Linked DNA regions of Mus musculus: all the other regions are linked to region 5. The links are chromatin loops, found by intact Hi-C in ENCODE. Cell type or tissue: gastrocnemius. All regions are shown on one strand. Links, peaks and the distances in the headings refer to the core of each region. The heading gives the core; the rest is flanking DNA.

Region 1 (4,933 bases), core at 304-4,303, 120 kb before region 5:
ATGCTGAAGTATTCGAAAAAGACCCTCAGTGGGAAAGGAAGGAAAGCAGAAAGACACTCTGCCACCATTTTATGTCTGATGAGATTTTTCTTTTAATCTGTTTAGTTAGAAATGCTTTTGTAGCCAGACATAGTGTTGCGCGTCTTTAATCCGAACACTTGGAGGCAGAGGCAGGGGCATCTCTTGAGTTTGAGGCCAGGCTGTTCTACAAAGCAAGTTCCGGGACAGACAGGGATACACAGAGAAACACTGCCTACCTGCCTAGGAAGGGGGGTTGGGGGAGGGAGAAGAAAAAAAATTTTTTTTGTAGTGCACATTAAGGAATTTTCTCTCTTTTTTTCTTTTCTTTGAATTTTTCTTTACATTAAGACCAAAGATACGGGTGGAGCTTTTGTAGGTCAGAGCAAGTGTTCTTACAAAGGTACCAATAATGTAGTTAGACTCATTCTAATAAACTGAGAAAATTTTGACCGGGGATCCATCCCATAATCAGCCTCCCAACGCTGACACCATTGCATACACTAGCAAGATTTTGCTGAAAGGACCCTGATATAGCTGTCTCTTGTGAGGCTATGCTGGGGCCTAGCAAACACAGAAGTGGATGCTCACAGTCAGCTATTGGATGGATCACAGGGCCCCCAATGGAGGAGCTAGAGAAAGTACCCAAGGAGCTAAAGGGGTCTGCAACCCTATAGGTGGAACAACATTATGAACTAACCAGTACCCCCCCGGAGCTCATGTCTTTAGCTGCATATGTATCAAAAGATGGCCTAGTCGGCCATCACTGGAAAGAGAGGCCCATTGGACTTGCAAACTTTATATGCCTCAGTACAGGGGAACGCCAGGGCCAAGAAGTGGGAGTGGGTGGGTAGGGAAGTGGGGGGGGGGGAGGATATGGGGGACTTTTGGGATAGCATTGGAAATGTAAATGAAGAAAATACCTAATTAAAATAAAATTTAAAAAAGGAAAAAAAAGACTTTTACCAAACGTTATCTTACAAAGACACATGCCCCTACTAGAAAAATATGTTGAGAACATCTAGAGGGAAAGTTCACCTCTAGGTCTCCCACATCCACCATGAAGATCAGCGCCAGGCTTTGAGAGGGAGCTGAATAACCCGCAAACAGGGAGTAGCATTGGACCCCTGTGACACCAGGAACAGGGAAGGAAAGGGAGAAAGACACGGTGTTTCTGAAAAAGACAAGGAAGGCTGCAACCTGTGCAAATCATTTTGTTGTGGTAGAAACTAAGAAGCTAAATTTCAAGTGTGACATGAGTGGTCAAGACAGCTCACAGGGATGCGGGAGTCGGAGGCTGCAGAGGAAACCCTTACTACATTGGGCTGGATGTTTATCCACGCAGTGCTAGTTCCTAAAGAGTGTGAAGATGTTTCCACCAGTGTATCAAGGCAGTTCCATCCTATCTGACTCCTGCTGGTATAACAAGTCTGTAGGGGGCAGACATGCTGCAACCCAGTGAGGTCACCAGTCAAACTGAGGAGTGTGACCTACCTGAAAGGCCCTGTCATCTACCTGCTGCAGAGGCTCCTGTCTAGAAGCCTGCAGGGTGGAACATCCACTGTAGCCAAAGTCACCAGGGCTAGAAGTAACTGATGGCTAATAGTTCACTGTGTGCTCATTGGGAACGACTCTGAGAGCCCCTGGGCTGGAGTTCACCCATATAACTAGCTAAAAAAGCTAAATGTGCCCTCTTGGGAGAGCTTGCAGTGAGTAAATAAAAACACTGTAATTGCTTTCAGGCACGTTCTCTCCATAGTCGCTATTTTCCTACAATCTGAGGAGCAGAGACTGGTTCAGATGCTACTTAGGCTCCATTAGGCTCTGGTAATCATACACTTAATACCCAGGAATGAATCTGTAGACCCTCCATTAGTCCAAAACTATCATTATTATTCCATTCACCCAGGAATTTAATGTATTCTGTTCATTGATTTCTTCTAACATTCTTTTATAGTTCAAACCATGTCTTTTTAAAAAAAAAAGAGTGTTTCCCTTTCTGCTTACAGCCACAATATTATCTTTCCATATTTTCTGTATCCTATTCTCCTTTTTCATGTCTCAATTATTGACTGGACTGTTTGTACCCAATCATAAAATCAACTCATATGATGCATTCTGTGTAACTAGCTGCCTCCTTTACAGATCTGAATGGCCAGCCTTGTCACAAGACTTCCAATGAAGCATCTCTCAGAAAGCATAATGCTATTAGCTTAAAGAAAGCCATTGTTTAACTTATTAGGGGGAGAGCAAGATGAGAAATGCATTGGTCCTTCAGTCTCATAATCCAAAGTTCAATTGAATTCTATTCTCTTTGTCTCCAAGGAGGCTCATGAGGTAGGGCCGATGTCCACATCAGCTGACCTATGTTGCATTTGTCTTCCTCACCCTCAGGGAAGAGAGCCTGGCAAAGCAGAACAGAAGTGCCACGGGAGCACTGGCCAAATTACGGGACTTCTGGGCTGACTTAAACCTGTTGCAGATTATAACCGTGCAGAGAAAGGTTTTCTGTTGTTTTGTAGCTGTAACTGCTGAGAATTTTTGACAGAAAGAAGACTCTTGCTTCTTAGCTCCCTCTGCTGGACTTTTCAACCACTTGTGCTTTTCCTGTGGGGTTCCCAGATTGGTGCCACAGCAAAGAGGAAAGTGAGCCTTCGTCACTTCTGAGGGACTCAGGACTCCAGGTGAAGGAGGATGGTCCTTCCTGTATGAGGGATGGCAAACTGCATCACTCAAGCCTGCAGAAGCCCTGTTGTCCTTCCATTCTACCCTTCAGCACTCATGTGGGCATCTAAGCCAAGGGGGAGCTCAGCAGTGGCTACTGTATTCTTTCAGTTCCCACCTCCCTGGGGAAACACCTTTCTACAGGGTGAGTCCTCTGTGACTCGCTCTATCAGATGCCACGCCCCCAGCAGTTCCTCTCTGTCCCTCCAGTTTACTGGAAATACCCAAGTGTGTGTATGAGCCCATGACCCACCCCACCCCCACCCCACCCTCATGGGACACAGAGCACCAATAGGAAGACCCATTTCCTCACTCCCATCTGTCAGGTCTGGTCACCAGCTGACCTGACATATCTGAAGTCACCCTCCACTGCCCTTCCTCTTCTGATAATGGTTTGCATCAGCACGATGCCTTTTCCCCAAAGGTTCTGTGAAAATACCAAACAGCACCAGATGTTCCAAGTGCAATTGAAATCACTACATTTAAATTAATTTTATAGGACTTCCTCACCAGAGTGGTGAGAAGTTAAAAGCGTTGGTTGCTCTTCTAGTGGACCTGGGTTTGATTCCCAGCTCCCACACAACAGCTCACAACAACCTATGATTCCTATTCCTGTGACCTACATGTACACACATATGTAGATATAATTACTTTGATATGTGTAATACTTTATCTCAGAGTTAATATTAGTATTTAAAATTGGAATGACAGCTGGAGAGATGGCTCAGTGGTTAGGAACACTGACTGCTCTTCCAGTGGTCCTGAGTTCAATTCCCAGCAATCACATGGTGACTCACAACCATCTGTAATGGGATCTGATGGCCTCTTCTGGTGTGTCTGAAGACATCGACCGTGTACTCATATACATAAAATAAATAACTCTTAAAAAAAAAAAGATTGGAATCTGTATTTGCCAAAGGCATTCACCAAAGAAAGTCATGACTGTTTAGAAAATTGCAGCCAACCAAACCAATGTAGCTTGTGAATTTATTGGTTAGTCATTAAAGTCTGATGTTGCAGAAAGAAACAGAAGTGTGTGTATAGCATGATGTGTTCAGAGTGGGTACGCTATATTTTTCTTCCTAAGAATAGTGCCCCAGTCCAGTGGGACTGGGAGAAGAAGAGGGAGGGGGACTGTGACTGGTATGTAAAGTGAATAAATAAATTAATTAATAAAAAGAAAAAGAACAGTGTCCCAGTCCTGGGAGCCAACTGACAAGCTGGCCAACCAACAAGACCTGCCTGGTGAACCGCAGTCAGTACTTCCCCGACTCAGTACTAAGGACTGGTTCAGCCTGGAAATGGAGACCCAGAAGAAAGCACAAAGTAGCCCAGGCTCTGTTCTCATCTGACTAGCATGTATTCTTCATAATGAAAGCTCATCATGTTTACAGGAAGCCCTGCTACAGCACTCAAAGTGGAAAGATCATTCAATGAAGGAATTCCATAAGAGCCATGAGCCATATGGAGAGAAATGGGTGAACCATGAGTGGTGACCTCATTTCCTGTCCGAATTTGCTCATTGCCCAAACCTCTTTTCTGTTAGCTTGACTTACTAGTCAGTAAAATGTTAACATCGTGACAGTCAGGGGAAAGCCCAGAGATCATCAAATGCAACACTCAAATCAGGTGGGTTTATACATAGTGTAGACCCCTTCACCAAGAGAATGGGTGCAGCTGTAAGCACCGCCTTTTGCAGCTCTTTACAACTTCTGTGGGATCCTGGCTGAGCTGGGGGAAGGGTGTTGGTTCCTGAGGGTGGTGCTTCTGAGAGCTCTATGATTAACCAACTCTCCCAGAAACTGTCACTCCATCCCCCCAGGACCCTGACAATAACACACACCATGATTTTTCCTCTTTTAGTAACAGGAAGATTGGTGAGTTGCAAGACCAGCGACTTCTTCCAAATCTAAACTAGCTGTGTGATCCTTGCCTCGGTGACTCACCTCCTAATGTGCTCCTCAACTAAAAAGCAAGCAGGCTGCATGAGGTGGGCTCTAAGATGCTTTCCTGGGCAGTGTGAGCTATGTGGCATAAAGCATGACATTTCCAAGGCTTAAGCCTGGTAGCATCCAAGCATGCAAAGCAAATAGCTTGTTGGCTAAAAATGATTGCCTGCAAATGTCATTGGTAAACTTTTAGTTTTCATGCTAGACATATTTCCTTACAAAATTCCCCTTTCCCATTATTT
Region 2 (4,933 bases), core at 551-4,550, 49 kb before region 5:
ATAATGAGAAGCCACAAACAGTAACCTGGACCTTTGAGCATTCTCATGCACGCCGCTTCTGACGGCATTTTCTGATCTGTGTTACCAATTCTTTTTATTAACAGTTTTCTTGTGACCTTGTGCTCTGTGTGTTTTTACTTCAAGTCTTGACTAAGGGACCAAGAACCTGGAAACAAGCCAGACATGAACCTCTGGTAGCAGGCCTGTAGCTAGCATCTGGGGCTTCTAATGGGGGTCCACCAAAGACCCTGAGTAGCCCTGCCAACCCTGCTCTTGTAGCCCACACAGCATCTCTCTTGAGACAGCCCCACTCTGCACAGAGCTTTCGTCGGTGAACATCCCAGGGTTCTGGCATTTCCAACAGCCTGGCTTCTCACCTGCATCTCCTTTGACTTGACAGCTTCCAGCAGTGGTCTCTGAGAGCCTCACTGGAGTTCTCTGACCCTGCCACACACAGCCGGGCCTCAGCTGCTCTCAGAAACTGTGGAGCAAGACTTCACCTGATTCCAATTTTGCATCTTTAATGCATGAAGAACCAGCACTATATAAAAGATGCTCAGCTCCAGCTTCAGCTGGAAATGTCGCCTGCATGCCTGAGACTACAGCTGTGTTCATTTCTGTCCTGAACTCGAACAAACACTTCCCTGAACATTTGCTCTTGAGGGTTTAGAGGACCTTCTTCTACCCTCTCAGTTCAAGATGTCTCTTTTCAACTAAATTTGCATTCTCACAATTTAGAGCCCTTTACAAGCTCGGTCTTGCCCTGGAGGGCACATTTGCTATTGTCCCATTGTTTAGCAGGATCCTTCTCTTTAACAGTTATAGTCTCTATTTTAACCTGCTCCTTGGTTTCAACTTTTAACTTTTTTATACCCTTTCTGCTTCAACAGACTTAAAAAAAAATCTAAATTTATCTTCCCAACTCTTTGCTCTTTTTCTCTGTAGACTTGAAATAGTGCACTAAGCAGTAGCCACGCCACAGCCTTCAATGTTATTCAAGTTCTCAGGGTATGGGCAGAAGGAAACAAGATTCTCGCCTAAAATATCACACAAAATGTCCCCTAGCCCAGTTCCTGATAGATCCCTTGTCCCCTGCTGAAGCCACATGAGCCTGGCTTCTATAGTCTGCATTTTTCTGTTTCTTCTGATTTTTCCAAATCCCATCAGAATGACACATTAGGTTCTGCTGAAAGCATTCAAGAACTTTTCTAGCCCAAAGTGGCAAACACGTCTACATTTCCCCACAAGGCAGCTCCAACGACCTAAGAACCACTCAGTGAAGTTAACTACAACAGTGGCCCTGGTTCTCAGCACCAGCTCTCTCTCTCTCTCTCTCTCTCTCTCTCTCTCTCTCTCTCTCGGTCACTCGCCATGTTGTGACAAAATGCCCATTCAAAGTCAGTCATGGGAGGAAAGATTGATTGGTTTTGGTTCACACAGTTAGGGTCTTGCATACCAACTTTCTCTAAATTGAAACATTCCACCCTTGAGGAAATGTCATGAAAGACTCTACAGGTTCTAAAAAGAGACTCATTAAGAATTAGGAAGTGAGTAACTCTGGAATCTCCCCAGATTCATAGGCCCCTCCATCACCAAGGTTTTGTAAACAGTAAAGAGTGCTCAGGAGACTCTGAGTGCTGCAGGTTGTGCAGTGCATCCTGGGAGTCCAGCCTTTGTGAACTGTCACTCATGCTGAGGTGGGCTTCTGGTGATGCAGAGTCTTCAAACTATCCCTGAACCTGTAAGAAACACTTCATCCGTCCTCCTGTAAGTAGCCTCAGTAAACTCATTGTCTCACCTAGTTGGACTTTGGTGGTGTCATTACTTTGGCCCACTGTGGATTCCGTTTCTTGGGTGGGATATTTGCCCACATCTCCCTGGGAACAGCATCACACTGCACAGGGGTCGTTCTGTAAGGGCAGAGGACTCAGAGCAGCAGGGACTCAGAGGCCACACTGCCTCTTCGGTCAGCAAGCAGAGAGCCACAAATGCTGGTATTGGCTAGACTTTTCCTTCTTGTGTGATCTAGAACACTAGCCCAGGTCATGCTGCGGCCCACATTCAGGATGAGTCTTCTCCTCAGTTTCCCTGACTGAGACCAGCCCTCGCTGGGATGCCTGGAGGCTGACCTTCCAGGGAATCCAGATCCTGCCAAGTGGACAATAAACTTCAACCATCACCCCCGGTTCTATCTGCCTTTGATTCTATCCATCATCCAAGCTGAATGCCATAAAGCCCTGTGCCAGGCTGGGCGAGGGGATGCTGCTACCCTGCACTTGATGGTAAACTCCACTGCTGTCGTAGAAGACAGAGAAAGCACTCTCATGCATTCTCTCTCTCTCTCTCTCTCTCTCTCTCTCTCTCTCTCTCTCTCGTGTATGTATGTACATATAAATATCTTTATATATATACATTTATATATAAGTTTTATATAAGAATTTATTTTTAAAAAATACATGTATACACCATACACACTAACTACTCTTATAGTCCTTCCTCTCCACTGCCTGGAACTTCACATCATCCTCTTTTTTTTTTGAGTTGCCTACTCTAAGAAATTCCAGCCTTGGTGCTCGAATCTGGCTCTGGGCCCAAGAGATTAGTTACTGCATTTTTGTATAACCAGGCTGGGGCCGGAGATGGCTACTCACCCTGTACAAACATGAATTTGAGTTGCTTTAGAACAAGGCCAGGAGTGGGCTTGTGCAGAGCCAAGTTCACACAATAGAAGGGAAGCAGCTGGTATGGAAAGGGATGGGGAGGCAGGGCTCACCGTCCAGTATTTAGCATGTGTTGCTGGAGCCTGTCCCACTTGTGCCTGCTTGGCAGTAGGCAAGGACATCCCTAAGGAAAGGTTCAGCCTGCCAAGAACTGTAGCCTGTGTGGCCTTTGTTCTGCTTCCTAACTTCAGAGTCAAGCTTTCCCTTAGTTGCAGTATGTGCTTGATCTAAAACTGCCCTTCCCTGGGCTGAAGCTTCCAGCTGTACATAAATCTGTAGCCAGCTAAACACATCGGCACGGCGTGTTGCACACAGATCTCTGAAGACCCACAGAACTTTTCCTAATGAAGCCCCTGAATGCATTTGGAATTCAGGGGGTGATATTTCATAAGTCCTTGCATGACCACCTAAGTTCCTAGACATTGTCTCTGTAAATAGCCAGACTATCACGTAGAGTTAGTCAGACATTCTAAAAGACCCGTATTAACTTTACCTCAGCAACAAACATGTACTCTGGCTAGGAAATTCTAGCTAATTCTCAGAAGCTGTTTTATACAGAATGGAAAACAGCTAAGCCATGCAAGTATCAGCTCTTCCAGGTGGCATCGTTAATATTTAGATATAGTGATTGGCACCATCTTGAGTTGTCAACTGTTATTTAGAAACAAGTACTGAATCTATGAAGACTATCAGACATCAATCTGTGGCCCTTAATTAGACCTACCAAGCAACTAAATTTTATCTCCTGCCAATTAGCTTACCTTCCAACACAGTTGAAAGAGGTAAGTTAAACAGGTAATCGAGGAAGCTTGGTATGTTTTGCTTAATCTCAGGTTTGGAAAAAATAACTTGTTTTATAAAGCCAAAGAGATGATTTCTGATGATAATCTTTCATTAAACCAGCATTAATACAATTAGAGAGTATTCTGCACCCCCTACCTAAGTACTGAGGTGAGAGTGTTGTGCTGTGCTGTGCTGTGGTAATCAGTCCAAGTTCTGCCATCCTCTGAGCCATATTCCACAGATGAGCACTCTGTGTCCACTGCTGGCCCGGTGACATCAGCCTGTGGCAGAGTCCCTGCTCCCAGACATCCAGGAGAAACGTGATCAATCACTCAATGGCATCACAGGGATGGAACATCACAGAAAGTGAGCAAATCTCCAGATGGTGCAATGGCTTCTGGACATCACTCACTGGGCTCACCCTATTTTACTTCATACCTCTCAGGCAGACACACACACACACAACACACTCATACACTTATTCACACATACACACACATACACACACACATGCACGCACATGATTCCACCAACTCCCTACCCAACACTGCCTTACAAGACTATGCTGAAAGTTCCTGGAATTTGAGGACTACAAGGGAAGTCCAGGCACCAGAGGTGGGCCAGGGAAGTCATTGTTTAACCTGTAATGAGGAATATTCCAGGAATCCATAAAATCTCCTAAAATTCTAACGGTTAAAGAGGTTTTGTTCTATGTTTTAGTGGAACCCCACAGGGGATGGGTGGGGAGCATCAGTCCTGTTTAGCCAAACGGTTTGTTGATAGAAACATCTCTGTGCTACCAGAAATAACAGTTTATCTGGTCTCCAAGGGCTTCATCCTGAGATGGCTTGCAGAATCAAATGTAAGGCCCAGAAACATATATTTGGGGCACAAGTGTTACTGGAACACATTTTGATATGATTCAGTCAGAATACTAGTACGTACATGGAATCTGATCGTCTCCCCCTAGGGCCTGCCCTCCTATGGCCATCCTTACTGGAAGAGCAGTTCTCCAGCAGTTATGCATGCATTGTTTTCTATTAATATGTAAATACATATACAGATAACTGCTGTGCATACAATTATGCTGACTCATCATTCACCTTGGTGAATTCATCTTGAGTTAGTGCTATCATTTTTATACATAACTTTTCCTCACTCCCACTGAGGGACAATTTAGGTTGCTTCCTGAAGTGAAAACTTCTGGTTTCTTTGGAAAGTCAGTTACGTCAAATGATGTTTTGCTGGGGCACACCAGTGAAAGGATGTCTTGCTGAAGCAGACATGGGAAAGAATGTTTTCCTGAAGCAAACACAGGTGAAAGGATGTTTTGCTATAGCAGACACAGGAAAGGACACATGACAAAGGAGTATAAATATGAGCCCACAGACAGCGTGAGAGGGAGCCTTGGTTTGGTTGGCTCCGCCTTG
Region 3 (4,933 bases), core at 658-4,657, 270 kb before region 5:
ATGAGGTTAGATCTGCGCCTCGATGCTGGTTTCTGGAGTTCAAATCCTAGAGATCTTCATGGGCTCCACCTCCACGTTCCCCCCATTTCCCAGTCCCTGTTTCCACCTCCACGTTCCCCGCATTTCCCAGTCCCTGTTTTCACCTCCACGTTCCCCCCATTTCCCAGTCCCTGTTTTCACCTCCACGTTCCCCCCATTTCCCAGTCCCTGTTTCCACCTCCACGTTCCCCCCATTTCCCAGTCCCTGTTTTCACCTCCACGTTCCCCCCATTTACCAGTCCCTGTTTTCACATGGCTTGAGTCATATTCTTCTTCCACACTGTGGCTTCCCTTCTTCTGTCCCCTCCCCATCTTCTCTCTCTTCCTCTTCCCTCTCTTCTTCTCTCATTTCCTTCCTTCCTTCCTTCCTTCCTTCCTTCCTTCCTTCCTTCCTTCCTCTCTTCTTCCCCTTCTTCACTCTCATCCTCTTCTTACCAGCTTCCAAGAGATGTGAAGGCCCAGAAGTAACTGGGGGTGAGCACTGAAACTATGTGGGGAATGACAGCACCCCCTCAATACCTTGTTTCCCCGGTCTTAACAAAACTACTACTGAGATCAAACATGTTCTATAGAGCATTCTTCTCTTCCTCCCTCCCCTTTCCTCCTTTCTCTTCCTTCCCTTGTCCATCTTACCACCCTTCCTCCCTTTTGACTTCCCATGTGCAATTTGCAACTCTTGGACGAGCCCTGTGTACAGTGCGATTCTGCAGTACAAAGTGAGTGGGAGTGGTTAAGAATTGACTAGGAAGCCGTGTGGGATCCCAGTGACAAGCCGGCCTTGGGCGCCATCACGCTGGTTTCAGAGGTTGGCTCTGGCATTTGAAAGTTAACGGGAGGGGGTGGGGTCATGTTAGCAAGAACAGGTGACATTAGAGCTATTATGTCTTTTCTTTTAAACATACCATCTATGACAGCAATTGTTTTTGCCTCTAGGCAAATTTCTAATTGCACAGAGGATGCTCCCTGTTAAAACATCAGTCACAGGGTAATTTCCTTTTCGTTAGCACCTGGTGATGACCCGCTCTTGAGAGGCTACCACCATGGTTGGTTAACAGAACGTATTACACACATGTACTTATAGGCACACACATTCTCACATGTGTCCATGTGTCTGAAGTGTTTCTGTGTCTCATGTAAGCAGGATCACATTTATTTCATCACACTGTCCTTTCCTGATGCCGCGGGGAATGTGTGTGTGTCGGGTGTGTGTGTGTCAGAGGTGTGTGTGTGTGGTGGGTGTGTGCATGTGCTGGTATTCTTGAGATCTGTTTCGTCCTCCTGTGTCTCTGTTCCGTAAAGACCCAGGACAGTTGATGGATGCCCCTCTTCATTCACAGAAAGCCTTTACCCACACTGTTCCTAGCTCATTACACAGAAGGTTTTCTATTTTGATGTAATTAATGATCTTATTTAAGGTTACTAAAATTTTTGTTGAAAACACTTTCTTAGTTTTTTTTTTAGAAAAAGGTTTATTTTATTTCACTGTGTGTGTCTGTCTCTCCGTCAATCTCTCTCTCTCTCTCTCTTTCTCTCTCTCTCTCTCTCTCTCTCTCTCTCTCTCTCTGTGAGTGTGTGTGTGTGTGTGTGTGCGTGCGCATGAATGTGTGCATCACACGTGTGTGCAGGTGCATGTGGAAGACAGAAGAGAGCATCTGACGTCCTGGAGTTGGGTTGCAGGCAGTCGGGATCTGCCCACTGTGGATGCTGGGAACTGAATTCAGGTCCTCTGCAAGAGCCACAGGCAATCGTAACCACTGAGCCACGGCTTCAGCCCTGTAAAAGCCTTTTCTATTTATGAAATATTTTTCTTTAATTCTATATATCTATATTGTAGAGTTTAAATATAACTTATTTAGGATTTACTTTTGTAAGTGTGTGGCTTAGGTTTTAATGGACAGCCTTATTTCAATACTATTTATAAATATAATTATTTCCCAGCTTATTTAAATGTTACCTTCTTTGCATGCTTGATTCCTACATACACATTGACTGACCAGTTTCCATTGTGTTACTTCAATATTTGGTCTATTTTCATAACAGTAGTATTTTTGTAACTATAGTTTTCCAAATACTGTTTTTTTTTTTCTCCCCCGTTTTTCCTATTTTCAAAGTTGTCTCATCTCTTCTTGCTCACTATCCCCATATGACTTTTAGGGCACATTATCCAGGATCTTTGATTGACAATACATTGAATTTATTAATTAACATGGGGGAGAATTAACAGATCATTTTCTACTTGTGAATTTGATGTTTCCTGGAAGCAGAACGCTTCCTCTTAACAGTAGTATGCCGTTCTCCCCATGGCCACCAGGTGGCGCAGGAGCAAGCCGCTCCTTAGGAGTGTTTGAGAAACGCAGTAAAGTGAACTGCAACTGTGCATTGGTCTCTCCTGGGATAGAAGGAGCAGGTGATTTTCCTTCATTTTATAGGTGAACAGGAGAACCCAGGAAAGGTTCTCAGGATCTGGAGACAGTGCAGAGCCCCTGTCAGCTTTAGCATCTGAAAGGAGTGAAATGAATTGGAAATTCAAAGCAAACAGGAAAATAATTTCTCAGAACCAGACTGTTCCCTTCATGGAGCTGCTTACAGCCCCACTCCCCATGAGACGCGGGTCATGGGATCACTAAGCTTGGGCAGGCAACCTTTAGGGTGTACCTCACACCCATGTCTTCCCTCCTCAGGCTGTCATCCTCATCTGCCTTCTGCTGTTAACCATGAGCCTCAGCTCCCCTCCCAATTCATCCTTTAACCAAGTATTTGTATTGTGTGTGTGGAGGGGTGGGGGTGAGAGCAAAGTAAGTTAGTGTTTCAAGATGAAGTCACTGGGCTACGTGAGAAACTGGGACACCAAAAGCTAGGGAGGGTTGTTGATAGACATCAAGGAAATGTCCTTAGTAGTTATCTTGGTTCCTTCTGGGTTACTCATAAGGAGCCTCTGAGGGGCCTCAAAGGACCAGAACATTAGCATCTGTTGATCCCGGGGGACAAAAGGCATGCGTTCAAGACAAGCTGTAGAATAAGCTCCAAGCATCTGCAGGCAGCTCTCCTGTCTGCAGCAGCTCAGGGCTGCCACTTCCTCTCTATCACCAGTCACAGGAAGGCTGTTAAAGAAAGTCACTGAGGAAATTAGACCTTTGGGCATGCCTCTCAGCACCTAGTGTTTTGACTTCCTGTAGCCTTAAGAAGAGGAATTAGAAGCCCCAGTGTTGCCTGATAAGGCCAATGGTGGTGAGACTTCTGGAAGAAACTAAGTCTAAAAGTTATGCTCCCCTCCCAAGAAGATATTCTTTGTTCAAGAACACCATTAGCAAGCTGCAATATTGGGACCCAGAAGGCACTCTGTGAAAAGCTCTACGGGCTGTTCCTCTTTCTTTGAACTCACGAGGGCTACCAGGGCTCCTCTTAGTTCTCAGTTCTAACCTTGGCTGCATATAACTCATAGCTGGACAGGCATGAGGAAATCTCTTGTTTGGTGTGTGTGTGTGTGTGTGTGTGTGTGTGAGAGAGAGAGAGAGAGAGAGAGAGAGAGAGAGAGAGAGATGTGCAGCACATGTGTGTGCATGTGTCTGTGCACATACACCCATATAGAGCATGGAGAGGCTAGCCATGGATATCAGGCATCTTCGTGTGTGTGTGTGTGTGTGTATGTGAGAGAGAGAGATGTACAGCACATGTATGTGCATGTATCTGACAGAGGCCAGCCATGGATATCAGGCATCTTCCTGCATCACTTTCCTGATTATCTTTCAGACAGGAAGTGTCACTGTCCCTGAAACTGATTGACTGGACTAGATGGCTGGTGAGCTGCAGGACGCTCATTTCCACCCCTTGCCCATCAGCACTGTGGTCATAAGCCTGGACTTCGGTAGGTGCCAGGGATGGGACTCATGCTTTTCTGGAAGGTTCTTTACCGATAGCCAGCTCCCTAGCCTTGACACAAAGCCTTAATCCAGAGTGTGACCTGATTGTCATTGGTCCCCGTCAGTCTGACAGCTCTGGATACCCCAAAATACTATGCACATGTTTTAATTGTCTATCACATCTTTCTGGAGGGCAAAGGCCAGCCTTATCTGTTTTTCCACTGCAGAGATCTGCTGCAGGACTTGGGGTTCACTGCTTGTGCCATATCAAGCCAGGTCTTGTCACCCATCCTCAATAAGCCAAATTAATAGGGAAAAAGCAGGAAAAGAATATTTAATGCATCGGCACTGGGAAGAGGAACAAGAGGCCCAGCATCCCACACTGAGCTTGACTTTGTAAATCTCTACCCTGGAGAGAAATTCCACCTCTGAATGTCTTGGGATCCAGCCATTTCCTCTGCCAGCAGGAAAGTCAAGAGGAAATTCTGTTTCTTGGGGTCCCCTCTTTCAGATAGTCTGACAGCCAGATGGTGGAGGCCAAGCGTCCCTAGAGTATATCAGTCGGGATCCACAGGCAGGCTCCTGGTTCAGTATGACAAGTGGGGTCACCCAGAGGGTGTTTGTGGGTGAGTAAAGGCAGTTCTGAATGGCGCTACCCTCATAGGGCCTCCCTCTTTGGAGAAACCCCAGATAATGCCACATCCCAGAGCTGTGTGTGTCCCTGCAGCTGGTGCACTGCGAGGGTTTCCGTCCGAGCCCTCATAAAAAGCCCCAGTGATAAGCAGAGGAAACGGCTTGCCTCTGGAATCTTCAACTGCTCTGGAAGGAGCCTGGTGTGTGCTTGGGATGCACAGCCACTTGTTGTGTGAGGTGGAGACTGCTGTGAGCTCTAGGGAATGCATGTCCAGTGTTTGGTGCTGAAAGGCTGGAAAGAGAAGCGGAAGTGTCAGGGCAGCTGATTCTCAGAGATGAAAGGGTCTGTGCCTCCCTGGACTACAAGGGATGGCCAAGGGAAAAAATGTGGGGATAGCCAG
Region 4 (4,933 bases), core at 331-4,330, 200 kb before region 5:
AGGAGAATAGGGACTGGGTGACAGCATTCACCTCTCTGTTCCCTGACTGTGGAGCCACTGCGCCCAGCACCTCAAGCCCTCGCTGCCATGGGTTCTCTGCCGCTGTGAACTGTAACCGCCAACCACACACTGGCATGAACCTCTCCTCTCCTAAGTAGCCCTACACTTGTCAGCCAATCCCTTCCTATGATTTGGGTTTTTTGTTTTGTTTTGAACCATGTGGTTGTATATAAAACCAAATTGAAAAGAAAAAGAAAAAAAAAAACAAAATGAAAAAAAAAATCATTTCCCACTTAAGATGGGAAAGTCGGGGGCTGGGATATTTCCTAGCCCATCCCGTGCTTCAGTTGTGGCGTGTGTTCTTGCAGTGGGAATAGGACCTGAGGCATGCAGCCCTGCCCTAGAGTATGCTAGTGCTGACACCTTGGTCAAACTCTCTTGCCTCAGATCCTCAACCAAAGTACATGTGCACTGCATTGTCCCCAGAGTCGGGGTGTGGAGCTGATTCGATTACTTGCTCAGCATAGACTATTGTCCTGTTGTCACAGGCTACTGTTGAAGGAGCAACACCTTAGCTGTCAAGGACTGTGGGTGACTGGTTAACAAAACTTTAAATCGTAACTCAGTTCAGAGCTCTAGTAAGATGCCCGTGGCCATACAAAACCCATCTAAAACAAAACTACAACCACCACAATTTATTGCCCTACCCCAACCCCCATCTTTAACGGAGTCATAGGTAGCTCTCTTGGTCAGCTAGATATTTGAATTTTATTACTTGGCCCCATTTTTTTTTTAAAGCAAGCTGCTATAAAAAGTCTACAGATTCTTTTAAAAAACATTTGTTCCTGTAAATACATGAAAATATTTGACCTTTGTGAGTTGGGGCCCTCTAATAGTCTACCCATTGGAGACTGCAGAGTCTAGCGACTCTGTGAACGTGATCACCAGGCCTTCTGTCCAAGCGAGGGGCTGACATTGCCGGGGCAGCTTATCAGGGAATGAGAAAGACTACACGGACACATCCCTGCTCTGAGGAAGAAATCACGTTCATCATGAGCAGGACACCCGTGCTCTCTGGACTTTCCCTCAGAATGCTCAGCAGCTCTTACCCAGACACATGCAATGCTGCAGTTATTTTCTCTGTCGAACTTCCCCGGGTTTTTGTCTTGGAGATGATTTTAGGAAAGACCCAGAGAGTCAGCCTGCAGGCAGTTCTCGCACATGTCACTAGCCCAGGCTTTCCAAATGTGTTCTGGCAGGTCACTGCCAGCTCTACACATGGCCCCAGCATCACCCCGCGCTCCTCAAACTGCTGCCTCAGAATGACCAGACTAAAGGAGGAGTCTGTGGGGCAGCAGGCATCTTACTGTGTTACTGAAGCTGTCTGTCCTAGAAAGGGGTGGGTCTTCCGTGGCATCCCACCCCACAGAGCTTCGCGGCACTGGAGCCTTCTTGGCATCGTTTTTCTGGGCAGGGGGTGAGATCGGTGCATCCTTAGACTTGGGGAAGAGGACTTCGTGGTCTCTGATCATCATGGTCATCACTCTTTGGATCTGAGGAGTCCCTGAAAGAAAGAAGAGATTTGCCATGCTGGTACATGGAGCAGGCTCCCAGAAACACCCAAGGGTTGCTGCCCACCAATAGGGTATTTCCCCATTGGCCCTAAAGCCACAGGCTTTGTTTGCTCTCATGGGACCTGTTTTAATTGTTTGGGGTAAAATATTTTTAATGAGAGGATGTCTAAATGAGAATATATAAGGGGGCAAGCAGTGAGCATTGAGGATACTTCACACCTATATTTCCTTGGATCAGTTTTTATCAGACAATAGATGTAACAATAACAGGCAAGGGACGGGGGTGATATCTTTCTCTTCACCTGTGGTCCTCAATACGGTCTGTCTTGTTATTACTCCTGAAGCAAATGGGTGTCAGGGACACTTCCTCCCCACGTCCATCACGAGTCTTCTCGGCCAGGACTTTTGCTTATTGAGCCAAGTCACGACCTTAGAAAGCTTTCAGCCAAGCTTTACAGCAACCATTTTGTGAAACCGGCTTGTAAAATAAAACCCTGTTTGCTCTTCTTGGCTAAAGGTATGTTAAAGTCATAAAAGGACTGGAAAGCACTAGTTAATTGGTTTGAGGTTAGACTGCTGCGATCCGTGACCATTGAACAGGGGACCTAATTCCTGCACTGCTGACCTCATGGGGGATGTTAATAAAGTCAGAAGAGGTCAAGTAGGCAAGCTCGGTAAGCGGCAGGACATCAAACGGACACTAGGGGGCAGTGTTCTCGCTGTCACGCCCAGCAAGCCGCTTCCCTGCAGGATCAGCCTGTGTACCTCTCATAATCACAGCTGGGTCTTCAACCTTCGACCTGATGAGGTTCACCCCGATCACAGTGGCCAGGTTGTCCACGCTCATCTTGTTGACGGCACAGTTCAGCTGGATTTCATGCAGAAATCTGTGGGCAACAGGAAACCCCATCTTAGACAATGGGAAGTGCCCAGGAGAGAGAGCTTGAGTGCTCCCGGGACCCAGCGGTAGGTACACTTGTGGAATTATAGTTTTCCCCTGTTTCTGGAATGGAGTGAACTGGCTCTGCCTGCAAGACTTTCTGGAAGTTCACAGACCAAGGAGAGAGGAGGAGCCGTGGACTGTTCAGTTGCCGGGGGAGGGGCAGGCTGGAGCTGGAGAATCTCACAGCAAGGGTTGCTTAGGAGAAAGAGGTGACTTTAAGGATTCAGATGGGTGTCAGACAGCTTCATTGATTTGCCTTTATCACTCACTTCTCAGTTCCCATCCCACCCATGTCTCCAGAGAGGAAAACCGAGGAGTCTGTGAGCATCTCTCACTCCCAGCCGCTGCTCAACTCTACTATATTTCCACCCACTAGAAGCCTGAAATCCTTAGATGTGTTAGAAAAACAAAAACAACTAAACAGATAGGTAAAGGAATTCTGGATATTTTTAAAAAGCATTCAAAGGGGGTAGACTGAAATATCATAAAATTTAGGTGATTTATAAAATTAATTTCTTAAGGACTTTATTTGTAAAAATTAGGAGAAATAAGAAATCGTATGTTCAAATGATGAAAATTATGAGTTATTACGGGATAATTTATCCTGGGATAAAGGACATGCTTTTCATGGGTATAAAACCATTCCTGCAGTTTCACTGCAGTAGAAAAGATGCATCAGAAGATAAAACACCCAAGAGAAGGAAGGCATCACTGGACGAGGGGCTGCACTAGTGCTGGTCCTTATTCACAGTTCTTGTCTCTTTGTGGTCTCCAGATTAAGTCAGAATCATCTTTACAACTTGGAAATTACATCACAGTATTTTTGAAAATGACAAAATGGAGGTATGTATGGGGTGAAGGTGTCCACCACAGCAGATCTGGGCTGGACCACCTGTAAGGTATCGCCACAAGGACCTCACACAGTAGGTCCTCACAAAGGACCTCACACAGTAGGTTCCCACAGAGGACTGCAGGAAACTATAACTGATGGCCTAGAATGAATGTTTCCAGGGTGGTAGTTTCAGGGATAACAGGCATTCCAGGTTCTCTTGCAGGACCTGGGGCAGGTCTGAAGGAAGAGTACATGTATTCTGTGTGCAGGTTCTTAGGGATCCCTGGTGAGTCCTCTGTCAATAATACGCAAACAGAGTTGAGCTTCTACAGTTCTGGACCAGAATCTGTGACCTTAGAAAGCTTCCTCTTCTAACGGGGACTTCTCTCTGCCATGGCTGGAAACTGTGGCTCCACACCTGGATGCTCACCTGCAGATGTAGCTCAGGAGGTTGTAGTTGTCTCGGGGAAGGGTAGAAAGCTGCTTCACCAACTCCTGCTGAGCCTGGAAGAGATGTTTGACACTGGTAAATAAGCCTACTGCCCCTTTGTCGGCAGTGAGTAGAGAGACATCACTGGTGTGTCTGTATAGGAAGAGCACGTTGGTTATCTCTCCTGTTCCCATAGTTTCGTGAGTTAAAATATTTGGAAATAGCTATGAATTCACAGAAAGTTGACGCCCAGACTGGTCTTGAACTCCATATGTAACCAGTGATGAATTTCAACTTCTGATTCTCCTGCCTCTACCTCTGGAGTGCGAGCTACCACAGCCCGTCTATGCTGGTCGAGAATCGGACCCAGGGCTCTGTACGTGCTCGGCAAGCACTCTACCGACTGAGATATACTCCCAGCTAGCATATATATTTTGTATTGTGCATTTATGAAGTCTGTTTTCGGTAATGTTGCTCACCCACTCCTGACCTCCTTCCTGACCTAGAGCTCCTGTAAGTGCGGACTATCTGATAACGGACACTCGTGATAATGTTCTCAATGAATGAGATACAATGATCCAGTAAACAATGAAACCACAGCCTAATATCTCAGAAGTAGTGAGCAAATGATTCTGCTGAGAACTTCTGGGAAGCAGGCCAGACTGGCCGTGCTGCAAGGCGTGCACTGGGAAGGGCAGCTTAAGTTCTACAATGGCTACAGATTTCACATGTGGCCATTCAAAGATCGCGTGGACCAGGGAAAGGATGACAGGACTTTTTGCCCTTGGGGACCACAGCTGCCTGCAGTCCGTGATCACCTCTGATGGCATGTGAGATGACATGTAACGTGACTCTTTTTAGGTGTTTTTCAAGCCTTATCATTCACAAAGGATATCTTAAATGCCCCTGTAAATCAAGGGTTTTCATATCTTCTGTCAACCCTACAATACCCACAACTCAAATGCCCACATAAGACTAAATACAACCTAGTTTTTTCTTCTTGGAAAAAACAGCTACACTGTTGGCTGAATCGTTGCTACTCTCTTGCTATCCGAGTTTTGAAATGTAGAATACTCTTTTGTGCCAGAATCCTTATAACCATGGCTCCCACAGGCAGTTAGCCCAGGAAATTCCACTAACTATTTTCTCACTGG
Region 5 (4,933 bases), core at 629-4,628:
ATCACCCTGCAAAGCACTGACACTCAGGCTATGGAGTCAAGGATTAAAAGTCCAGTCAGAAGAAAATGCTTCCAGTGAAAGCAACCTACAAAGCAATGAAACTGAATAAAATCTACAGTTTACAAACACTCAATTCTACAGAGAGCCGCAGAAATGTGTTGGTATAATCCTGTAACACTGAGTGAATCCATTCACTATCCCATCTGATGCATGAAACCAAGCACTGCCTAGTTAGACACTCCCTTGTTTGGGGGAGGGGCACACTGCACACACCCTCCCCTACACTCTTCCCTATTCTCTTGAGACAGGGACTCTCACTGAACCTAAGCTCACCATTGTTAGCTCGGCGGGCTGGCCAGCAAGCTGCAGATACACGGAGTGTCTCAGCTCCCCTCACCACTGTGGTTACAGACACACATGCCTTCTCACATGTGTGCCACGGATCAGAGCTCGCTTACGCAGGACGTATACTTACCCACATTACAGGTATCCTTATGGAAATTGTGAACAAAATTACAATTTACACAGAGGCAATCATCTTCCATAAATCTAACCATTCAGATTCAGCTCTGTCCTATGAGAAATAAGTTACTATTTAGGCGCTTAGCTTGCGGGTATCAGGAGAATGGGTTCTGACATAAATTCCCTATCTCCAAGCCTTAGGTTTCTCCAGTCAGTTGCTAGAAGGACAAGAGGCAAAGGGATAAAATAAGTCTATATACTCACTGGCTTGATTCGAAGCTGACTATCAACCACTTCAAGAATGGCATGTCTTCTGGATACTCTTTTGTCTGTTATCTACAAAGGAAAAAAATGTCAAGTATAGCCACCTCCTGAAAAATAAGCAAACCCTTAGCCACGCATATGAAATTAGTAGGCTAGACATTAAATGTATTATTAACTCAAAAACTGCATATCAAATAACTGCCCTCATTTAACAGATAACGAAATGATGAAGAAAGGAGACCTACCAAAGTCATGAAAGAGTAAATGAATACTATAAAAGCCTGCAGTCTATCCAGCCCCAAACCCTCCAGTTCCCATACATGAAACACACCTACACACCTACACAAGAGTCCTACTAATCAATCTACCAAACAAGAAAAGTATATCCAATATGTACTGGAAACAATATGTAATAGGAAACATTTCAAATATAAAAATTCAGCTTGTCTTAAATTAAGTGGTAACTCTGAAGGGTGTGACCATACCACACAGCGAGACGCAGATAAGCAAACTGCTTATGAGGACCACATGAGGCAGTTAAAAAAAATAAACGGGGGGGAGGGGAATAGCCCAAACCAAACTCTGACATTGAAGAAGAGATCAGCATCTATGTCTTCAATATAATCACTTCCTGTTTTGAGTTAATAATGGTCAACTTACACTCACAATCATTTACCCACATCAACACTCCAAACTGCTTATATTTTAAATGCTGAACACTACTGCCCTTCCTACCTCATAGTAAACATAATAGTTGAGATTAACTTGTTTAGCCCGGTCTGACACATAAGAGAAACCTCTAAAGCAACAACTCTACCTGCCTTACGATTGGCTCATTTACCATCGAGTACTCGAAACTAAGCATGACATACAGCAGAACCAACGTTCTCTCTCAAAACATACTATAGAAATGTCTAAAGTCAAGCCCAGTAAGGCTGCAAGAACATGGAGACTGCCACAAACAGGTACTTATTTTTCAAAATCCACACTTAATAATCTGAAACACACAGCTTCACCACAGTGTGAGGACCACAAAAAGTCATTCTTCACAAAAAAGAGTTAATTTGAAAAGTTAATTTCTAGAAAAAAAGTCTTCAAAACTTCATTTAAAATATAGCTACTTCAAAGAAGTAAATATCCTAACTTTTTAAAAAAAAAAAAAAAAAAGGGCTGGTGAGATGGCTCAATGGGTAAGAGCACCCGACTGCTCTTCCGAAGGTCCAGAGTTCAAATCCCAGCAACCACATGGTGGCTCACAACCATCTGTAACAAGATCTGACGCCCTCTTCTGGAGTGTCTGAAGACAGCTACAGTTGTACTTACATATAATAAATAAATAAAACTTTAAAAAAAAAAAAAAAAACAGCTGAGAGACTCCTTCATGTTCTGTGATGTGTGCCTGACTGGGCCACAGTCAGCAGCAGTTACTAAGAACTGCCTTTATCATGTGCATCACCACATGCTGAGCTACATACTGAGACTCGCCAAATGCTACTGTGGCTACTGTTCATTCTACATATATGGGTCCTGAAAGCCCAGCGGATGTAGGTAACTTGGGTGGTCCCTCTCAGAATACCCAGTGTTCAAGATCCTTGCTCTAACTAATAAGCACAGGTGGTTTATGTGAGAAAACAGTCACATGACTAGACCCATGTAATTCAGAAGCAATCAAAGACATGCAAATCATGGCAGCTCAGAGTAAGCCGGTCCTATTCACATTTTGAGCATCAAGGCCTCATTGGTACCTCACTAACCATCAGAGGAATGCCAGGATAAAGTCATGAGATAGCAAGATGGTTCCTCTAATGGTCCTTCTTAGGCTTCTTTCCTTTTATACACTAACTATAAGCAATAATAGATCTTTTATATCTATCTTTTAAGTGTGCCTAACACTAGGAGGAAAGGGGTATTATGAATAATACAAAAGCATAGTGCGACCTCTGGTGGACACATCGTTTATTTCATTACTAACATCGGGTCTTGACTACCACCACCCTACACTCCCCCCAAAAAACGTGGTTTTGTTAGGAACATACATGCTTGTAACCCCAGCTCTTGGAAGTGAGGCAGGAAAACTGCAAGTTCAAGGGGTGCTCAGGCTATGTTGTGAGACCCTCTCTTTAAAGGCAACTATATTTAAGATAACCTAAATTCTAACATATCAACACACCCTCCAAGAATCAACAGCTAGAGCAAAACATATCAAAATCTAAAGCACAACCCGGAAACGGAAACTACAAAACTACCATGCTCATAAAAACATAAACACCAATCCAACAATCTATGTTGGAGCACAAAACTCTTATGATAATGGGGAAAAACAAAGAGAAAAGAAACCAAGAAACAGGGCAGTAAGAACACAGAAAATACCACTCAGGTGGAAAATAATGGCAGAGATTTTTAAAAACAATTTTTTGTGAATTTTTAAAATTTTATTTTTTACTATATATGTATACCTGTATGTTAGGATATGCATGTGTGTACATTGCCCAGAGAGGCAGAATTACAAGCATTTGTGAATTGCCTGACATAAGTGCTGGGAAGCCAGTCCTCTGTAATAAATTCCAGGCTCTTAATGGCTAGCCCATCTCTCCCTTGTGATATTTCAACTCGACCGCCAGGTTCTCTAGAGTGGCCTTTGTAAATGATAGGTCTTGTGGCAATGCTAAATGGTTTAATACCACCAAATATAATTTCATAGTGCAAACTGCAAACGGTTTGGTTCCTACTCCTCCCAAAGAGGGTAAAGAATATATAGCATAGTGGCCATTTGTACATGTATCACCTTTAAATGACCAGTTTATACTCCAACTTTCTCATTTGAACAAGGCTAATAAAAAGCACCTAACTCAAAAAGTTTTGGAAGTAGTAAATTAAAGTCATCTCTTTAGAACAATGACTGGTTCACTACCCAGACAACTTAAAGACAGCTACTGATACTACCAAAAGGGATACTGCTATTATTGGTAAGGCCCACCAGCCCAGCAGAGAAGGCAAGGAGATAAAAGAAGTTAGCTTAAGGGAGGTGATTAACCTTCCCTGTTATGGCTCATACAGTACCGTAAATATTGTAAGCTTTGTAGGTCAACATGCAACACATTAACCTTTAGAGTACTATACGTCTTTAAATACTAGCAGCGGTTTTGTTTAGTTGGTCTGTTTACATTTTACATCTTACAACCCGAACTTAGCTCAACTTGGATTTGGCCCTCGTTTGCCAGCTGGATAGGCTAATGATGTTAACTCGGTCCATACTCGAACCATACAGGCACCAAAAAGAAATGTCTGGGACTTGACTAACGTTGTTTGAAAACCTACTGCCCCAAACCTATAAAATCTTGACAAGCAGAGCCAAGACGCGGAGTTCCCAAGCTCAGGAGACAAGAGACAGCCTCGGCTGAGCAAGCTCTGGCTGCCCACGCCCACACTACCTCCCACACTTACTCCCAGCAGCGGCCCGCGGCCTATCACAGTCTGCCCCGGCCCCACGGGCACGCGGGGACCGCCGTCCAGAGGCTGCAGAAAGAAGTCCGAAGGCATGGCGGTAAGAGAAGGTTCCTTCGCCAGGAGATACCTCGTAGCCACCTCCCTCAGGCACGCTGGGCATGGCCCGAAGGGGTGTGAAACCCGAGGCTCCTTTCCTGGTGAGTGTGCTTCTTCCCTTTCCGGAATCCCCACTCCTTGAGAGCCTGTGATTCGTGCAGGGAATACCTGTCAACAGACCGCCAAACTACAGCTTAAAAACTGGAACGCACACCCACAATCTTCCAGCACTTCCTCTCACAGGACTCATGGAACGCTGGGTCTTGTAGTTCCTGACACCTCCCTTCGGCTCCTTTCCGGAGTACAGACTGCATGGAAAAACTACCAATCCCAGAAGGCAATACGCGCATCTCTGCGCCTAGGTTGATTCGTGCTTGGGCAGGGGTGGGGCTAGAGTAGTGCTGACGTCAAGGCCTTAGGAGAGGGTTGGCCTGAGTTTTTAAATGAACCACAGTGCTGGCCCGTGGCCCTGTGACTTCAACAGGGGGATGTTCTTTTCCCAATGGAGTATGATGTGTGTATCTGCTTCTTCCCCTTCTCTTCCATAAGGAGACAGCTTCGGCTAGAATAAGGCCTCCGTGGCAGGACTGTCTTCCCTACTCCAAGAAGTATGTCTGGACTTAGATTTTTAGGGTTCAGCCTCAAGAGGGTCATTAACTTTCCT
Region 6 (4,933 bases), core at 455-4,454, 55 kb before region 5:
CTCTGGAAGCTCCCACAGGCATCGAGTATTCTAATCTGTATTGCCTGTATAGAGACACCAAAAGCCCTTCAGGTGTCAGGAGCTAAGCCAAAACCCTGGCCAGCATTTCACAGTGCCTACTGCTTACAGAGGAACATCTATGACAGTAACGTGCCTGTAAGCCAGGCCTTCGAGAGTGAGGCACTTTCTCTATGGTAATGATCTGATGCTAGATAATGCAGGACTGGCTACAACTTCCAAGGGACAAACAATCTGGGATTTAGAAGACACTAAGCAAAGAGGATACAGCATGCATTGCAAAGCCATGCACTGGAAACGAGAAAATATCAGCAAATTCTCTTCGGCAGGCAGTTGTAAGCTCCTGAAGAGAACACTAGTTAGCACAGAGTGATTATCTTGATCCATAGAAACTTTCTTATTTCCTTTTCCCTAACATCTAAATAACACTCTGTTGTGTAAATATTGCACAAATCCGTTATCCATTGTCCAAGGCTCGATGGGCATCTGGGCTGTTTCCATTCTAGGTACTGTAAATAGAGAAGAACACTTCTCCATTGCTAATCGGAGTGTAAACTAGTTAAGTCGCTGGGAATCAAAGTGGAGGCTTCTCAAAAATCTGCAAATAGATCTTCCACATGATCCCACTCTAGTCCCCTTGGGCACACTCCCGAGGGACTCTCCACACCACTCTAGAGATATCTGCGCATCCACACTGATAGGGGACCTTAATCTTACTTATATTTGTGTAACTATAGACTGGGGAAATTACCATTTTGTTTTATTTTGTTTTGTTTTGTTTTGTTTTGTTTTGTTTGTGTCTTGAAACTTTTTGTTCCCCCAAGAAGAAACTTTAATGTGACTCCTATTTATAATCATGTCCAGTGCTGAAATGGGATGATATTGAATAGATCTATGATTTTTAGTGCATCTACAGTCCTTTGCTGAGCATATATTTGATGAGTCTATTGTATAAAAATAGATGGTAGAAAGACAGCCTGAGTGGAGGCACAAGATAGCGGCCTATAAATATAAATATAAATATAAAAATGTTTGAGTTGGCATAGCCTCCTATCAATGCAAAACTAAATACATTTGGGACAGCTCTATTTAGCAAAGTTTGTTCTAAGGTCACTGGATACTCCTGCATCTATAGTAGGCTCTTTATCCACTGGCAACTTTGTGTTTTTCAAAGAAAAGTAAAATGATTTCGAGGTGATTTCCCATACATGGCAACTATGAAGATATAAAAATAAGGCCATATATTTTTTAAATGTATTCTTCAGTAAAATACTCATTGAATACAAAACAGATAAGGCTAAGAAACTGACTAATGTACAAGAATCTGTACAAAGAATAAAATGACTAATGTCATCTTACGTCAGAAGATGCAATTTCCATAAATTGTACGTACATATATAGTTAAGTTTTCGTTTTTATTTTTGAAAAAGTTTGAATACAACAGTTTTACAAGTCTGTTAATAAAATATAATTCATTTTGTCAGTTATTAAATATGTATTTTCAAAAGCGTCCGCGCGGCTAGGCCGACTGCACAGGAGTCATGTGCGCACCTGCGCTCCGGAACACACGTTTCTGCAACTCCTGGTTACTTTTCTTGGATTCTGTTCACAGAGGAGGGTTGCCACCCACAGACTTAACTCACCACTCCCAGGAGAGAACGGAGGAGATGTCAAAGTAGATGACAACCGGGTACAGGAAATGCCCGGGCAGGTTCTGGAATACCCAAGCCAACCTCGATGTGCAGGGGAAACTTTTCTCCCAAGCAATTTCTTAATAAAGGAATTTAGAAAATATGCTGGAGCGGAGCCGTGGTGGCGCACGCCTTCAATCCCAACACTCGGGAGGCAGGCACAGGCGGAGATCTATGAGTTCGAGGCCAGCCTGGTCTACAGAGGAAGTTCAAGGACAGCCAGGGCTACACAGTAACACCGTGTCTTGAAAACGAAAAAGAAAATATGTTGGAGTTTAAAAGACCACACAGTGAATGAAAGATGGGTCATAAGGATGACTTTGGATATACAAGTAAGATCAGGTAACAAGCATACGCTGGACACACGGAAGGTCCTCTGGCCTCATCCTTGCTAAGGTTGAAATGACTAGCAGTCCACACTTGGCAGAGGGGTGAGGGTTGGGGCAGGGAATGGCAGTTTAGTTGCTGCACTACCCAGTCCTCCCAGGGGAGGGCGCGGAGAGCACATATGGAAGCAGGGGGTGGGGGGAAAGAAAGGAAGGAAAACGGTAGTTTGTTCAACTCATCCACCTCAAAGAAAACTGTAACCTACTGGGATGAGTCAAATAAATGAGCTTGGGAATCACTTGAGAGCAGTGGTTAGCTACAGGCCTCCTTAACTCAACCAGAGCCCAGCCTGCTTGGCTTGAATGAGACCCGCGACTACCCAGCCACACCCCATCCCACTCTGGAGTGGGATATAGATGGCACAGCTAATCAGATCTCCTGGCTGCCAAAAGCAATGCACACATTATTCTCCCCACATTAAACACCCCATTTATGTCCAGCACTCAAAATTTTGTTTCTTAGTAAAGGTCAAGACAAGCAATCAGTGCTTGAATTTGATTAAGCCAGCTGTCAGTCACTGCCAGTAACAGAAGCAGGAAGACATTTGACACAGGAAATCAGCTGCGATTACCATAATGGGGCCTTTGTGTCTCTAATCAGAATTTCCTCTGTCAAAATACTTCATTTATGGCTAGAGGAACGATGCCAATTAGGCACCCATCTCACCATTTTATGGCAGCTTGCTCTGTTCAGTAGACAGTTCTCCACGACAGTGATATCAGTGGGGCCTTAAAGCAAAACCAAAGCACAAGATAAAAACCAGACCTCATGCACTTTGTAAGTTTAGGCACGAAGAGGTATAGTCCGCATGAGAGTACTAATTCCATTCTTGAACACAACGATAATTATGGTCGGATTCAGAGTGGGAGGGGCGGGATGGCGCTCCTTAGCCATGACTGCTGCATGTGAGCAAATGAGGAAGCAGTCGTGGTCACGTGACTCCCGTCTAAGCCTATCACTGCCATTATTTTTCCCTTGTAACCTTGGTGAGTTCATTTCACGCTAGTGTAACTTGGCAGCTGCAAAACAGGAATAGACTACACCGAGACGGGTTGCCCCGGTGGGCTGACGGGGCAGTAGCTACACGTGGTTTGTATGCTGTGTCTACTGCTTGTCTGCTTTCTCTAGTGTTACTGAGATGAAATCATTATATATAATAAAATTGAAATGTTCTCTAACTATGACACGTTGTAGTTTCCCTAGTATTCAGTTGCATGATTCAATAACAAATATTCTTCTATATTTTTACATTTTTAAATTTGTGTGTGTGTGTGTAGGCTTGGAAGACAGCCCCTTTACCTACTGAGCCATCTCACTGACCCTCTTCCGTCGTTTTTGAAGATACTTTATACTTGAGGTCGTTAGAGGGATGGCACATCCCACTTCTTCCATCAAGGTGACGCTGAACGACGATGGCCCCTCCATTCTTGCCTAGCACATCTTTAGTCACTACACTGACAGAAGTACATTCTGAGGCTGATGTCTGGTTGAAAGCTACTGAGAAGAAAATCCAGGGAAATGAGCTAACCATTGATGAATTTAATAAACCACTTACGGCGCAAACAATCACGTTTTCAATTGACTTTAATATTTTTTTCAGATACACTGATGAAATACAGTTATAGAAGAAATTGACTTTCCAAATTACCTTCCATTAGATAAACATGATAAAACTTTGAAAACTAAAAGCTTTGAAACTTTAAAAATTAAATAGCCAAGCATGCACCTGACACCCATGAAGGTCTGGGGTCTCCTACCACTCTCTTCCACACTGCAGACGCGCTTGAAAACAGCCTCCCGGCCCCACACATGTGAGCTATTCAGTGTGTCCGTTGGAGCTCATTTTTAACACTGAGTCATCTGGGTGTCTGGGTTATGATGGAAATGTTCACAGCGTTCCCGGTGTTGCAGAGAATCTATCACTTAGCAGATGGACCTGGTCTTTGTTGGCTGTGAATAGGATCAGTACCCAGCACTGGGCTAAGTACTACGTGAGAATAAAGACCACCCTCACCCTCAGAAAACTCACTGGTGACATGGGTAATACAACCAACCATGCTTTCCCTGTTGGGTCAGGGCCCTCAGCAGGAAATCAGGAATCCTCACAGATCTGCAAATGTCCTCAGTAACACTCACCCTCCCTTCTGAGGCTCAAGATCCACGTTACACATTCATTTATTATAATCAGTGGCGAGCCTCCAAAGGAGAACCCATCTGAAGCTAGCACCTTGAGATTTAGACCTTTGCACCCGAATCTAGTTCTCCTACAGAATGATAGCTCCTGTGGAAGGGTTACAGTTAGATGTGGCCATCTGCTGGAGATATTTTAGGGGAGGAATGACCTCCAGCAGCCCCTGTGCCCCTTCCTTCCTCAGTCTACCCTTTACCCTTCCCTTTCCTCAGCCAGGAACAGCCTCCCAGTCTCAGCAGTCCAGGCTCACTGGGAAAAGACAAGCTTAGTGCCCTGGTAGCCACTCAGCGGAGGTGAGGGGGACGGGCATGTCGTTTGCTAACAGAGCCACAAGGAGTCCCAGGCCGACTCCCACAACTGACAGGGATCTTGTAAAGAGGTATTATTTTATCCAAACCATCCCTCTGAAATTAGTGCCTCTCCCCACCCCAGTTATTTTAAAAATAAAGTTGTAACAAAATATCGTATTAAAGAAACTTAGGAAGAAAGGGTTTACTCTGGCTCCAGGTTTTAGGGTTGAGTCCATCACAGCAGAGGAGACAGTGTGGCAGAACTTGAGGTGGCAGCTCACAGAGCATTCAGTCAAGGAACAGGGAGCCATGCGTGTGCTTGGTTAACTTTCATTTGTGCAGAGCCCAGAGAAGGG

Evidence for each region. Hi-C counts contacts between places; a loop is a spot of excess contacts. Peaks named below come from ENCODE experiments on the same cell type or tissue, not always from the same donor. Only the 100,000 strongest peaks of a DNase experiment are listed, where the experiment ranks them.
Region 1: a loop joins it to region 5, with 2.4 times the contacts of the local background. A loop is called at or near these places in 4 of 42 quality-filtered maps.
Region 2: it touches region 5 in a loop (3-fold over the local background); 12 of 42 quality-filtered maps call a loop at or near these places.
Region 3: it touches region 5 in a loop (3-fold over the local background); 17 of 42 quality-filtered maps call a loop at or near these places.
Region 4: it touches region 5 in a loop (5-fold over the local background); 23 of 42 quality-filtered maps call a loop at or near these places.
Region 6: it touches region 5 in a loop (6-fold over the local background); 12 of 42 quality-filtered maps call a loop at or near these places.

The regions. Positions count from the first base shown.
Region 1 is chr6:87,549,640-87,554,572 of GRCm38, forward strand. No RefSeq gene overlaps it. Among named protein-coding and RNA genes, the nearest start is that of Arhgap25, 19 kb to the left of the region's middle. In gastrocnemius, for the core only: a CTCF peak has its summit at 2,607 (motif pointing left); no DNase peak of the experiment used is centred there.
Region 2 is chr6:87,618,758-87,623,690 of GRCm38, forward strand. No RefSeq gene overlaps it. Among named protein-coding and RNA genes, the nearest start is that of Gm46964, 17 kb to the right of the region's middle. In gastrocnemius, for the core only: no CTCF peak of the experiment used is centred there; a DNase peak (open chromatin) is centred at 2,791.
Region 3 is chr6:87,396,973-87,401,905 of GRCm38, forward strand. No RefSeq gene overlaps it. Among named protein-coding and RNA genes, the nearest start is that of Gkn3, 11 kb to the left of the region's middle. In gastrocnemius, for the core only: a CTCF peak has its summit at 2,347 (motif pointing right); a DNase peak (open chromatin) is centred at 2,349.
Region 4 is chr6:87,464,134-87,469,066 of GRCm38, forward strand. It overlaps Arhgap25 (Rho GTPase activating protein 25), which reads right to left. Exons shown (of 11, transcript NM_001037727.2): 7 at 3,780-3,853; 8 at 2,340-2,461; 9 at 1,368-1,564. Among named protein-coding and RNA genes, the nearest start is that of Bmp10, 38 kb to the left of the region's middle. In gastrocnemius, for the core only: a CTCF peak has its summit at 2,270 (motif pointing right); a DNase peak (open chromatin) is centred at 2,287.
Region 5 is chr6:87,667,690-87,672,622 of GRCm38, forward strand. It overlaps Aplf (aprataxin and PNKP like factor), which reads right to left and starts at 4,472. Exons shown (of 10, transcript NM_001372332.1): 1 at 4,171-4,472; 2 at 727-798. The coding sequence starts at 4,266. It also overlaps E230015B07Rik. In gastrocnemius, for the core only: a CTCF peak has its summit at 2,677 (motif pointing left); DNase peaks (open chromatin) are centred at 2,683 and 4,612; H3K4me3 peaks cover 1,391 bases; H3K27ac peaks cover 620 bases.
Region 6 is chr6:87,612,805-87,617,737 of GRCm38, forward strand. No RefSeq gene overlaps it. Among named protein-coding and RNA genes, the nearest start is that of Gm34312, 18 kb to the left of the region's middle. In gastrocnemius, for the core only: a CTCF peak has its summit at 2,196; DNase peaks (open chromatin) are centred at 2,189 and 3,058.